3 separate regions of the Homo sapiens genome follow, and all the other regions are linked to region 2. A link is a contact called in ENCODE Hi-C or POLR2A ChIA-PET data. All regions are on one chromosome and are shown on one strand. The core of a region is the stretch at or near the end of the contact, and the rest is flanking DNA. Distances in the headings are between cores, read along the strand shown.

Region 1 (5,063 bases), core at 1,120-3,619, 390 kb after region 2:
TATGAATACTGGAGACATATTTTGCAATTCTTAAAAATATATTATAAGTTGTAAAACTGCAGTATCTGTGCCCCCCACAAATCTATTTTGGAAATAGCTGTATTTGTGTGTATATATTAAGTTATTGTCAGGTTGTAAGCTTTACTAGCAGAGGGGAATTTTGAAGGCTTTAAAAGAACACTGAGCTAGATCTAGCTTCTGGCTCTGTGTGTTTATTGACTAGTGGTGTGCCTTGAGAAACCAGAAGTCTCTGAATTTCAGTTTTGTCTCTGTGTAAAATGAAGAAGGTTGAAATAAAAAATTCTCAGCCGGGCATGGTGGCTCACACCTGTAATCCCAGCACTTTGGGAGGCTGAGGCAGGCAGATCACGAGGTCACGAGATCAAGACCATCCTGGCTAATATGGTGATATCCTGTCTCTACTAAAAATACAAAAAAATGGGGCCGGGCGCGGTGGCTCACGCCTGTAATCCCAGCACTTTGGGAGGCCGAGGAGGGTGGATCACGAGGTCAGGAGATCGAGACAATCCTGGCTAACATGGTGAAACCCCATCTCTACTAAAAATACAAAAAAATTAGCCAGGCATGGTGGCGAGCACCTGTGGTCCCAGCTATTTGGGAGGCTGAGGCAGGAGAATGGCGTGAACCCAGGAGGCGGAGCTTGCAGTGAGCCAAGATCAGAGATCACGCCACTACACTCCAGCCTGGGTGACAGAGCAAGACTCCGTCTCAAAAAATCTCAAGTTTCCTTCCAGGCTCTGATCTTCTCCATGTGATTCTGATAGTTACCTTGTCTGCAGAAAGCCCTTAGAGTAATGGCACTGAGAATCTCAGGGTTCTGAAAGGGGAGATCACGTGCTATCACCATTGATAGTTGTTTTGTGCAAAACATGGTTTGCTTGCCTCTATTGGTGTGTTGCTTTTAAGTATGTATTTTTTTTTTAAATCAGACAAATAATATTAGTGGAACTCGGAATTTCAGGAACTTCATATGCAGTTGGTGCCATTGTAACAGTACTTTTCTTGTTTTGTTTTTTAGAAAGGGTCTCACTCACCTGCTTTTGAGAAAGCAGGGGGACTGGCTTTGGCTGGAGACAGGGTCAAAAGGGCTCTCCTGGAATGGCACATTCCCATCCCAGGGAGGGAGCTCTGTTGGGAACATGAGATGGACCAATAAGATCCATCCATTAGGAAAGTGGCCCTTGGTCTGTCCAGTTTTAATGGAGGAGGGTGCTTGGTGCAATGACCACTTCTGATGGGGAAACTATTCAGAGACATGGGCATTCATTGTTTTTCCCACGTGTGCCCCACTGGGGCCCAAACTTGAGGGGTGAAAAGTTCCAGGAGACAGATCAAGAGTGGTGTACATGCCATGGCTGCCCAGGCTGGGCTCTTCCCACCGCCCCTCGGCCCTACCCTCTGGAACCCTGGGCAGGCTGGCAGAAGCCCTTTTTGTGGTCTGGGCTTCTGGCCAAGATGCCTATGGCTTCCTAACACCTGTGTGGGGCAGTCTAGTGTAAAGATCCTGAAAGTAGGAGAAGAGCAGTTGATCAAGTGAATCCAAGATGTAACTAAAACTGTCTCTGATGGCAAAGCCTTTGATGCTGAAGAGTCTGGCCCATAGAAAGATGGCCCTGAGCATGGCACCTCTGACTAAATCCGTCACTCTGGCCCACTGAGCATATGAGCCCAGCCTTGCTCACAGTCGGGGCGGGAGGAAGACCTCATGGAGGCCACTCGATAACTGCACTTCCCGTCATAGCTGATTTCACCCACACCGTCCTCTGCCCCAGCCAGCCCAGCCCCGTCATGCCCTGCCGTTGCAGTCAGGGCTCTTTAGGGTGAGTAACAGAAAATTCACTCGAGTTGGCTTAGGCAAGAAGGGAAGTTCATTGGTCATTAAGTTAGCCACAGGCAGGGCAGGGAACAGTTGGGCCTCAGGAATACCTGGACTCAGAGTCACCAGCACTGTCAGGATTTGCAGGCTCCTTCCCTTGTCTCTGTCTCCATCTCCGCCTGCAGATCAGTTTTGTGCTCTCAGAGCAACTTTCCCCACAAGGTTGGAATCAGACTGTTGGCAGCACGAGGCTTCCGTCTTCCTGGCTTTGCCCCCAAGAAAGGATGGGGCTCCCCTCCATTAGTTCCTATTCAGAAAATTCCAGAAGAGAGCTTCTGCTTGGTCTGGTCTGGGTTGGCCGGGTAGCTGGGACACTAAATCTGCCAAGCCCTCTAGCGGCATGTGGTTGAAGAAAGGTGGAGAGATGTATTAGTCAGTTCAGGGTGCCATGCCAAAATACCACAGACTGGGTGGCTTAAACCACAAATATTTATTTCTCCCAGTTCTGGAGGCTAGGAAATCCAAGATCAAAGTGCCACCAAGGTAGGTTTCATTCTGAGGCCTCTTCTCTTGGTCTGTAGGTGGCTGCCATATCGTGTGCTCACATGATCTCTTCTTTGTATTTGTGCAGAGAGAGAGTGAGTGCACTCTCTGGTGTCTCCTCTTATAAGGACACTAATTCTATGGAATCAGGGCCCCACCCTTAGGACCTCATTCAACCTTAATGACTCCCTGAGAGGCCTCATCTCCAAATACAGCCACACAAAGGTTTAGGGCTTCAACATATGAATTTGGAGGAGACAGAGACATTCAGTCCATGATGGGAAGAAAAACTATTCACCAAAAAAGGGATGCAGTGGCCAGAAAAGGGGGCAGATGAAACTACAGATGCTCTCCCCATTTCCCCCAATACATAACACACACACACACACACACACACACACACACACACACACAAACACACACACACACAGCCCTGCCTTTGCCCTTTCCCAACAAGGCCACTCCCCACCCCATGTTTATTTACCTGCCTCCTATCCTGCTCTCTGAAGCTGCCCCTTCCCCTAAGTTGTCCTGTTGCTCACTGAATGCTACACACAGGTAGGTGCATGTAAATGTAGCCAGATACTACATGGTCCTCCTGGACCATGTGTGTTCTGAGCCCCACCATGGGACTGGGCAGGAAGTAGGTATCACCCATGTCTATTGTCCTCAGGCAGAGCCTAGCTCTGGGACACGAGCTCAGTGGGTGCTGCGGCTTTGTTGGGTTCACCTCAGGCCCCCTTACCCCCAATCCACTTATAAGGTTCCCAGGGCCTTGATACCTCTGTCCTTGGAAGAAAAGAATGTGATTACCTAGCTCACACAAACCTGCTGGTGGCTTCCCGTAATAGAAGGACATAATTTTCTAGTTCAAAAGAGTCTATCAAGTGACAAGCACAGTGAATGAAGAAAGACCTACAACAAGGCACATCATTGGGAAATTCCAGAAAACCAAGGATAGAGAGAAAATCCTAAAATCTTCCAGAGAGAAAAGACAGGTCATATATAAAGAGCCAAGACTCCGCATGACACTGCCTTCTTCCCAACAACACCGGGAGCTGGAAAATAATACAGCAATATTTCCCAATGTGAGGAGAAGTTACGTTTAAATTAGAGCATTATATCCAGCCAAACTATTAATCAGGAGTTGGGGTAGAACAATGACATTTTAAAATATGTGGGAGTCAGCAAGCTTGGCTTCCATTCACTCTTTCTCAGGAAGCCACTGGAAGATGTATTGCAGCACAATGAGAGGGTAAACCAAGGAAAAAGAAGATATGGGGCCAGGGAACGGGAGATGCACACAGAAGAGGCAGCAGAAAATTCAGAGAAATGCCAGGATGCCAGCCGTGCCATGGGCTGAGAGAGCTGAGTCCAGTTTGGAGCATAAGGATGGAGGGCAAGGGAGAAAGGGATGCCTCCTGGAAAATAACAGGGCTGATAGGGTAGCTGGTGTATCTTAGTTTTTGGATAATTATTACTAGGCATTTCATAGATCAGTTGGAGCATCTGGGGAAAAAAAAGTAGTTAATAGGGACAAAAACGTATAAGCAAATGAAGGGAAACAATCTGAAGCAATTATCAGCTCCAGGGGAAAAAAAGGAAAGAAATGAAACAAATTCAGTGCAGGACTTGGCTTAGGAAACAAAATTTAGATATCTATAAGACTGTAAATGCATTTGATTTCATAAGATTGTGATCCAGTCAAATTGGTAGAATGGAGGCTCCCTTACTTGTAAGGGAGGTAAGCCTTATACTCTGTTATGCCAGGAAGTCGACAGATGCTGAGGAAAACAAATCAAGAAATAGCAACATAAGCATTATTTAGAAATATGATTATACCAGAGGAAGTAGCAAAATGAGTTTAAAGTGATGGCCTCTGGGAATTAGGACTCAAAGGCAAGAAAGGAAAGGGCAGAGGAAATGCTTTCTGATATAACCCTTTTATTACCATTTTGTTCTTTTTTTCTTCTTCTTTTGTCTTACTGAGGATTTCTTGCTCCAGATACCATTTTGTTCTTAACTCTGTGTATCTAGTACTTTGATCAGAATTAAATATAATGTTATAAGTTCTGGAGATCTGTTCTACAGAATGATGACTACAGTTAATAATAATGTATACTTGAAAATTGCTAAGAGAGATTTTTTGCTTTTATTATTATTTTTAATTGACACAAGAATTGTACATATTTTTGGGGTACAGTATAATATTTTTATACAATGTGCAATGATCCAATCAGGGTAATTAGCATCTCCACCACCTCAAACATTTATCTTTTCTTTGTTCTGGGAGCATTCAAAATGCACTCTTCTAGCTATTTGAAAATATATAATAAATTGTCATAAATTATCATCACCCTATAATGCTAAAGAACACTAGAACTACTCCTCCTATTTAGCTGTTTTGTTTTTTTTTCCAGTCCGGGTCTCACTCTGCCCCCCAGGCTAAAGTGCAGTGGTGCAATCACAACTCACTGTAGCCTTGACCTCTCGGGCCCAAGTGATCCTCCCACCTCAGCCTCCAGAGTAGCTGGGACCGCAGGCATGCACCAACATGCCTGGTTAATTTTTTAAATTTTTTAAAGAGATGGGGTCTCCCTATGTTGCACAGGCTGGTCTCAAACTCCTGAGTTCAAGTGATCCTCCCACCTCAGTCTCCTAAAGTGCTAGGATTATAGGTGTG
Region 2 (4,686 bases), core at 1,798-4,297:
GATGGAGTCTCACTCTGTTGCTCAGGCTGGAGTGCAGTGGCGTGATCTCAGCTCACGGCAACCTATGCCTCCCAGGTTCAAGCGATTCTCCTGCCTCAGCCTCCTGAGTAGCTGGGACTACAGGCGTGTGCCACCACCCCCAGCTAACTTTTTGTATTTTTTTAGTAGAGACGGGGTTTCACCATGTTAGCCGGGATGGTCTCAATCTCCTGACCTCGTGATCCGCCTGCCTCAGCCTCTCAAAGTGCTGGGATTGCAGGCATGAGCCACCGCGCCAGGCCTCATTGTGGTTTTAATTTGCATTTCCTTGATGAGTGATGGAGTCGAATACTTTTTCCTATGTTATTGGCCATTTGGATATTGTCTTCTGTGTTTATTCAAGACTTTGTAATGTTTCTTTGCGGTCATCTACCCTTTCCTTATTAATTTGTAGGAATTCTTTATATATTTTAGATACGAATCCTTTGTTAGGAAATGTATTGCAAGTAACTTCTCCCACTTTGTGGCTTGCATTTTTATTTTCTTAGTTGCGACTTTTGATTAACAGAAGTTATATATACACTTTTTTTTTTTTTTTGCAAATGCAGGGCGCCATGATATTCTACACACATGGGGATATGGGGGTGCCGCCATGTTGCCAGGCACATGTGAGGGCAAGGAAGAGGGTGAGAATCGCCATGTTTGGGTGGACCCATTTTCTAATGGCCAGCATTTATTTGCATATCAGAGGTTGCCGGCCTAGCTCTAAGAGCCGGAGCTTTCCTGCTAGATAAGAAACTTTTCTTTAGCTGCTTTAAAAGAAACAAAAACTTTCCAAGGACCGCTTTCCCTATCTGCCTAAAATAATTTCTTATTAACTCCTATAACATTATGATGTTCACACGATGATGAAATTGCCTTCACATTTCTCATAACATATCCCCACTGTTAAGTGACACACAACTGTACCATGTGTGTTCCTTATTTTGTCTATTTCCCCCACTAGAACGCAACCTCTTTCTCTGACAGCCAAGGTTTTTGTCTTCTTGGCTCTCTGCTGTCCCCTCAGTGTCTAGCATAGATGCCCGAGTGAGGCTTATGATGTTGTGAGTGTTCATGAGTGTTCAATGAGATCATGTCTGTAAGGCAGCAGGAACAGTGCCCAAAGGCCAGGAGAGCCTCAGGACCTGGTGGTGTCTGCCATCATTGTTCTGACGGTGGGGAGGTGGCAGGTGACTTCTCTGTGCCTCACAATCTGTCCAGGGCCGTGCTGGGGTCTGTCCACCATCAAGGGCCTCTGCAAGAATAAAGAAGTGAGGTGCCTTATGTGAGCCCTTCAGGCACTGAAGCTTCCAGAGGGCCCCCTCCCTACCATGACACCGGGCTCCACCCCCAGCGCTCCCCAGGACAGGGCTTGAACGCTCCCACGGATCGCAGCAGGCCCCTCCGCTCCTGTCTGGCACCTCATTATCAGAAAGATGTGGACCCACTGGAGCGAGTTCAGAGAAGCGCAGCAGCCCCAGGGAGGCGAGGTCGCGGGCTGATTTACGAGGCAAGGCTGGAGGGGGATCACGAGAGCAGAAGACACCCTGGGAGAGCAACTATGAGATGTGTGCGGCTGGCGTGGGGTGGGTGTTTCTTGAAACATTCCAGGATGAAACAAAGGAGAGAAGCTTTGAGACTGGCTGTGGCGGGAGGTGTCCCTGACAAGGAAAGCCTCACATCAGCAGAACATTCTTTCCACAGGAGAGTGGGAGGCTACTATTTAGAAAGCAACAAATTAGACAAGATCCAGCACGGTGAACTGTGATTGATGAAACTCCCTGAACCAGCCTGGATAGGATATCTTTGGTCTCTAGGACACTCAAGACATTGCCAAGGATCCATGATCTTGTCATCCTCATCCTGTCAGGCTCAAAGAGCAACGAGGGGAGCATATTTAACTTGCTCAAATGAAAATAAACATGGACAAGTCAGGGAAAGGGTTGGGGAGAATTCTGGAGTGTTTACACATGACGATCTGCTAGGCCATGCCTCTCAATAAACCTATGCCTTAGAGAAAGGTTTTTCAGCCTCAGAGTTCTTGACATTTTGGGCCAGATCATTCTTTGTTTTATGGTGGCTGTCCCGTGCATTGGAGGATATTTTGCGGCATCTCTGCCTCTACCCACCAGATGCCAGGAGCCTTCTACACCAGTCATAATAAAAATGTCTCCAGACATTGCTACAGGTCCCCCTTGGGGGCAAAATCACCTCTGGTTGAGAACCACTGCCCCGGGTGAGCTGAGCATGAGAATCTGCTCTCTGTTCTGTCTGTCTTGAAACTCAAGGCTTTGACATGTTGTGAGCATCTTGCCATACTGAACATGTTTCAGAGATATTTCTTCTACTGCGCAGCTTGTGGATGTAATCCAGACACCCTGGGGTGAAGAAAAAGCTACCCCATGTTGGGCTTATTGAGAGATGATCTTACATGGAGACTTCCAGAACACTTTTTTTTTTTTTTTGTAGAGATGGGGTCTGGCTACATTGCCCAGGCTGGTCTCCAACTCCTGGCCTTAAGTGAACCTCCCACCTGGACCTCCCTAAGTGCTGGGATTACAGGCGTGAGCCACTGCACCCTCCCCCTGGAGCATTTTTCAAGGATCTCTTTGACTCTGTATGACTTTCATCTTATCCTCTAACTATAGAGCCTGATTTGTAAGTAGGGCGCTCTCCATCATAATAATCTTTGGCCACTCCTGGGATCATAAGAAAGACTGATGGATTTCAAAGTATTTGGAAAATAGAGGCAGGCAAATTGCTGTTCTTGAGAAGGGAGGTGTTGACAATTGTGCTAAGAGTGGAAGCGTGGCATAGAGGTTATGATCCCTGAAACTCATGTGGACAATGAATGCCTCGAGATAAAGGGTCAGCTGCTATAGCCAAGAGACCAAACACATGGTGCCTGAAGGAAGATAGATGTTTATTTCTCTCTCATGTAATGGTCTCCACATTGGAGGACTGTTTCTGCTAAATAAATCAGAGCATTGACCCTCACTGGCAAGGACCCAGGTGTCTGTCTTGTGATTTCATCATCTCCTAGGGTGTTGCCTTTGGCTGCAAAGCTGGGGCCAGGTCGTGAGATGTCATTGAAGGGAAAAAGAGAGAGCGTCTGGGACAGCAAATTCCTCTTGAGCAAGTGAGGCAGAAGTGGCATCTGTCTCTCTGAAAAGAACTTGGTTATATGGCCACACCCAGTCACATGGAAGGCTGGGGAGGGTAGACTTTACCTGTGTGGTCAAGTACTCGGGAAGTAGGGGAAAACAGGCCAGAGGAGGAAAGCAATGTCTACCGAACAAGAAATTCAAGTTCGAATCCTAAAGTAAAACACCCTTCAGCAAAGGACTAATCCATTTTTCACAGTCTCTCTAGATTGTATTTGATCTCCTCGAACTCCCTGCATGTCCCTGGATTTTGGGCCAAAGACTGTTTAAAGACAGGCATTCTGTCACTCCCAAAACACACTCCTGAGGGAGAGTCAGTTAAGCCATCTCAGGATAGGGGTTGCTTGAAAGCAGATGGGGGATGGCCCGAATTTTTGGTAGGTCCTCAGGGGCCTCCCTTGCTATGCTGGGATGTGGCCAAAATCACCTTATGGCTTTTGGGGGTTGTCAACAATGGGCAGACCAACATTTTCCTACTTCCCTGAAGAATTTCTGTGCTGGAGGAATTATCCTCCCAGCCTGGGGGCAAAGCTAACTGCATAACCAAAAGGCTCATGGAAAATAGTAGAAAAAGAACAAAAGTGGTCAGGTAAGGTGGCTCAGGCCTATAATCCCAGCACTTTGGGGGGCCAAGGCAGACAGATCACCTGAGGTTAGGAGTTCAAGACCAGCCTGGCTGATGCAGCGAAACTTCATCGCTACTAAAAATACAGAGTAGCTGGGTGTGGTGGTGTGCGCCTGTAATCCTAGCTACTCAGGAGGCTGAGGCAGGAGAATCACTTGAGCCTGGGAAGCAGAGGTTGCAGTGAGATAAGATTGTGTCACTGCAGTCCAGCCTGGGTGACAGTGAGACTCTGCCTCAAAAAAAAAAAAAAAAGTTTGGGAGGCCAAGGAGGGTGGATCATCTGAAGTCAGGTGTTTGAGACCAGCCTGGTCAACATGGTGAAACCCTGTCTCTATTAAAAACACACAAAATTAGCTGGGCATGGTGGCAGGTGACTGCAGTCCCAGCTACTTAGGAGGGTAAGGCAGGAGAATCACTTGAACTCAGGAGGTAGAGGCTGCAGCGAGCCGAGATTGCACCACTGCACTCCAGCCTGGGCGGCAGAGTGAAACTCCTTCAAAAAAAAAAACAAGCTAATTGAAAAGGAACAAGAGAGCCTCCTCTTGCCCTTGGTTTTTGGTCCAGGTTCTTGAGCAGAGTCCTGGGACCGGTGCCTGGACAGGACTAGGAAGGGAACAAAAATGAGCCCCTTCCTTTCCCACCTCCTAGACAACCTCAGGAAGGGCTAACCAAAGGAAAGAGACTGGGAGGGGACAGAGGACAGGTCAGAGGTGAGGGGGGGTGAGGGAGGGGTAACCGAGGGCTGCATGCCCTGCCCCTGATACTTGTTTTTCCTATGGGGAAATCTGATCCCAGTTCAACCCACCACCAAGATTCCCTGAACTCAGGTGAAGTAAGATGCCAGGCAGCCTATTTGACATGTACACAAAGCCAGCC
Region 3 (4,327 bases), core at 1,801-4,300, 290 kb after region 2:
AGTGAGCCGAGATTGCACCACTGCACTCCAGCCTGGGCAACAGAGCCAGACTCCATCTCAAAAAAAAAAAAAAAAGTAATTGATTAAATATATACTGTGGACTTTTACAAAACAGCTTAGCTTCTGGGAGGTCTGGGGTATAGCTGGGCCTTGGGAACACCTGGAACCAAGCTTTGAGTGCCCTCAAGAGTCTCATGGTTTATCCATTTTTCTGCCTGCCCTGGCTTCCTTCTCTTTGAAATCAGAGGAATTTTTCTCCAAAAGTCTGCTAGTAGACCTGAGTTTGAATTATAAGAGTTTCCTGATTCCAGTTCTAAAATTCTAGGAAAAGGACACTGATTGACTTAGCATGGGCCATGTGCCTGCTTATAGACCAATTAAGTAATACGAGGAAATGAATATGACAGTAACAATATCTTGGCTCCGGTGACCACCCTTGGTGGTCAGTCAGTTGTATCCAGGAAGTGGAGTCATAGCAGCTTCCATCATAACCATGTGTGAAATTGGCCAAGTTACTTCATTTTTCTGTGCCTTTCTCCTTTACTTCATCTGTAAAATGAGATTAAATTGTTCCCCTCTCATAGAGTTATTTGAGGATTTTATGAGAAAATGCAACATTCTTTGTATAGTGGAAAACTGGAAACAATATGATATAAACATTCATTACTGTATTAGGCTGTTTGTGCATTGCTATAAAGAAATACTTAACCTGACCAACATGGCAAAACCCCATCTCTACTAAAAATACAAAAATTAGCCGGGCGTGGTAGTGCACATCTGTAATCCCAGCTACTCAGCAGGCTGAGGTGGGAGAAATCACTTGAACCCAGGAGGTGGAGGCTGCAGTGAGCTGAGATCGCGCCACTGCACTCCAGCCTGAGCAATAGACCAAGACCCTGTCTCAAAAAAAAAAAAAAAAAAGAAAGAAAGAAAAGGAAAAAAGAAAAGAAAAGAAAAAGAAAAAAAAGAGAAATACCTGACACTGGATAATTTATCAAGAAAAGAGGTTTAATTAGCTCATGGTTCTGCAGGCTGTACAGGAAGCATAACACAGGCATGTGCTTCTGGGAAGGCCTCAGGAAGCTTACAATCATGGTAGAAAGTGAAGGGGGAGCAGGTATCTCACATGGTGGGAACAGGAGAGAGAGCGAGAGAGTGAGAGTGAGGTGCCATGCTTTTAAACAGCCAGATCTTGCAAGAAGTCACTCACTATTGCAAGGACAGCACCAAGAGGATGGTGGGATGACGCTAAGTCATTTATGAGAAAGCCACCCCTATGATCCAATCATCTCCCACCAGGCCCCAAATCCAATACTGGGGATTACAATTCAACATGAGATTTGGGCGGAGACACACATCCAAACCATAACAATCACCAAGGGACAAGTTAAAGAAGTTTGTGGGCTCAAGCAGTTGACTTCTATGCAGCCATTAAAATATATGTCCCCAACAGAAGGCAGGCTTCCACGTATAACACATGTGACCATTTTCCCCAGGCCCTCTAGTTTGCAAAGGTGAGGGCAGAGCTCAACCTGTAGTGTAGAGCCTGAGACAGAGGGACCATGCTCCCTGTGTCCTAATGGGAAAGGGCTCTTCTTGAGTAGAAAGGTGATTACCAAGTTTTGCTTTCTCCTATAGATGAAACATGAGCAAAAACAGGGAAATGGAGACCTGGAAAAGAGAGGGCACAGAAACGGCCAGGTGGGTACACCTGTGATGCTGGTGGTGGGATTCGTTGGTGAACTACAGCCTGTAGGCCAAATCCAGCCCACTACCTGATTTTGCATGGCCCAGGAGTGAAGGATGGTTTGTTTGTTTTTTTGTTTGTTTGTTTTACATTAAAATGATTGAGAAATAAATTTTTTAAAAGAATATTTCATGACTTGTGAATAGTATATAAAATTCACATGTCATAAATAAAGCTTTATTGGAACATGCCAGACCCATGCACTTACATATTGTCTAGGGCTTCTTTCCCCCATGTAAAGTTGAGTAGTTTTACAGAGATCATATGGGTTCCAAAGCCTAAAATATTTACTATGTGACCCTTTACTGAAAAAGTTTGCTGACCCCTGCCTTGTAGTATGACACATGGATTTTTGGAAGAGTAAAACAAATTTAACATTTGCTGAGCACTCCTTCTTACCCAGCATGGCTATAGACTCTTCTCATGTATTTAATATAATTTTGTGAACAACCCTATAAGGCAGGTACTATTATTATCTTCATTTCACACATAAGAAAGTTAAGACACCTCGGTAATTTTCTCAAAGTCAGGTCATTAGTGAGTAGAAAAACTGGGATACGAACCCAGGCTGTCCAATTCCAGAGCAATAATCTAGTTAGATTTTCTGGCTTGTTATGGGATGGAATTCCTGCTAGCTGTCCCTCAAAAATGTCAGTATCGCTATGCAAACCATCATTTACTTGATTAGTCTTGCTGTGGAGAAAGGGATTGGGCTGTGCCTACACTTGGGGCACAACGGGAGAGGACACAACAGGAGGGGACAGTAGCCTTGAGAAGTGGCACCAGTTCACTCCTGGGCTTTACATTTGATGGCGTCATAGAATGGAGGAAATCATTGTGTGTGTGTGTGTGTGTGTGTGTGTGTGTGTGTGTGTGTGTGTGTGTGGTGTATACATAGCAAATGTCTCGAAGGTCCCATCCCAAACTGCATATAGCATTTGCCCTTCAGGAGTGAAATGGATAATGTAAAATTGGGAGCTGTCTACATTTTAATCCTACGTTGTTTGAAATTTTAAGTGAGGTTGTAGTCTTTGTATTGCTATTTTCAGAAACTCATATAAACATGGTGAAAAGAACTCTCTGGCCTGATTTTCCCTTTTGTGAGGTAAATTGACTTAACTCTTCTTTAAGTTTCCTAGGTTTTGAGAAGAGATAGATTATTTAATAATCTATTTCCCCAGGATGGCACCTAGAGGAAAAGATTATCCAGCCACCAAGAAATGCCCAGCTCCTCTATTTATGATGAACCTGACTTAATCAGGAGTAGAAGGCACATTTCTTCTTTTCAGAGTTACACAAGGGCCCTGGGTTTCCTGTTGACATGAAGATATTCACACCCTTCAGAGGATGGAACCCTTCACAAACAGCTTATCATCTGTTCCACTTTCTGCTCTTAGAGATGAAATAGGAAGTTTCTTCTTTGTTCAAAGATTAAGGAAACCACTGTTTCCCTGTTGAGATGGGGAAAGACGTACCATCCTGGGATCTTCATGTCTCAGAAGGATTATATACATTTTCCCTTGTCTTCCCTGCAAAGGAATGAGAGAAAGAACAGTCCCAGGGTTTGGCCACTGAAGGCTGGAAAGGGATGGCAGGGCCCTCCCACACTTAGTCATTACTCATGCATGAGGGCAGCTCCCAGCCCTCAGCTCTGGAGGGGTGGTGAGGGCTGGTTTTCCTGGGCTCTGCTAGGTATCTGCTTGGTATCTTGGGGAACTATCTCAAATTGAGTGAAAGAGCAGTGAGTGTTGCTTCCATTTTCGGTACACCACTGAAAATGAAGTACTTGTACAAGCTGGACATTTGAGTTTCACTTCTCTTGTAATGTTGAATACAGACTCCTAATTTAAAGACATGTATCTAAGGGACAAATAATTGCACTGATCCAAGAAGGGCTGGGCTCCTGGCTAAACTCTATCCTGAAGCCTGGAACCTTGGCCCTAAGTGAAAACAGCCAACCCCATTTTTCCACCCAAATGATTTCCTTTTTGGCCCACCCCGCCCCCTATCCTGTGCCCACAAAAAACCAGACTTCAGCTGGTAGAGGGAAAAAAAACACACACATACAAAAGCTGCTGACTGTCGGGGATACAAGCAGCTGAGTGGTGAGCAGAGAAGCAGCAACTGCGTACTGTAGAATATGGATAAACGCAGCTAACTTCAGACGGTGCGGCTTCAGAGGGGAGCCTGGCTGGAGACAGGCTGGGCTTCAGGGAAAGATCACCTTCTTCCCACTCGATCCCCTTTCCAGCTCCCCTTCCACCGAGAGCCACTTGCACTGCTCAATAGTCTTCTGCACCAATCATCTTTCAAACAGTTCATGTGACCTGATTCTCCCAGAATATTGAACAACAACTCGGGTGTCAAAAAGAGCAGGTGCAGAAGGCTGTCACCCTAACCTTTTACTGAGCTGTTAACACTTAGCCATCCACAGACTGCAGGCTGCAGGCTGAGTGAAATGAGTCACTCCAGTTCCACGAAGGGGGTCAAAGTCAAGGAAAAATCTCATCTTAACACAACCCATAATGTAATAGTGTGCAATATCTTTTCTAGTAATCACAGTTTTTGTAAAAAATCAGT

Evidence for each region. A loop is a pair of places that touch in the nucleus more often than their neighbours do. ChIA-PET counts read pairs that join two places held with the same protein, here RNA polymerase II (POLR2A). Pooled maps may share reads with other maps.
Region 1: a loop to region 2 is called in a map of naive thymus-derived CD4-positive, alpha-beta T cell, with 5 times the contacts of the local background. The contact joins two enhancer-like sites. A Hi-C loop is called at or near these places in 18 of 168 maps with a recorded cell type or tissue (A673, B cell, CD4-positive, alpha-beta T cell and 14 more), 23 of 37 single-sample maps with no recorded cell type and 23 of 50 pooled maps. POLR2A ChIA-PET finds 5 or more read pairs at or near these places in 1 of 52 experiments (PC-9).
Region 3: a loop to region 2 is called in a map with no recorded cell type, with 2.9 times the contacts of the local background. The contact joins two enhancer-like sites. A Hi-C loop is called at or near these places in 1 of 37 single-sample maps with no recorded cell type and 8 of 50 pooled maps. POLR2A ChIA-PET finds 5 or more read pairs at or near these places in 2 of 52 experiments (SK-N-SH and activated T-cell).

What each region holds. Positions count from the first base shown.
Region 1 is chr10:30,385,547-30,390,609 of GRCh38, forward strand. No RefSeq gene overlaps it. Among named protein-coding and RNA genes, the nearest start is that of MIR7162, 19 kb to the left of the region's middle. Within about 2 kb of position 2,370, at least 2 of the 41 ENCODE cell types and tissues checked have a DNase peak (open chromatin) inside an H3K27ac peak, as active enhancers do.
Region 2 is chr10:29,991,989-29,996,674 of GRCh38, forward strand. It overlaps LOC107984218 (a long non-coding RNA gene), which reads right to left. Exons shown (of 2, transcript XR_001747403.2): 2 at 500-1,276. Among named protein-coding and RNA genes, the nearest start is that of JCAD, 65 kb to the right of the region's middle. Within about 2 kb of position 3,048, at least 3 of the 41 ENCODE cell types and tissues checked have a DNase peak (open chromatin) inside an H3K27ac peak, as active enhancers do.
Region 3 is chr10:30,281,986-30,286,312 of GRCh38, forward strand. No RefSeq gene overlaps it. Among named protein-coding and RNA genes, the nearest start is that of MTPAP, 65 kb to the right of the region's middle. RefSeq lists an enhancer at 3,148-3,227. Within about 2 kb of position 3,051, at least 3 of the 41 ENCODE cell types and tissues checked have a DNase peak (open chromatin) inside an H3K27ac peak, as active enhancers do.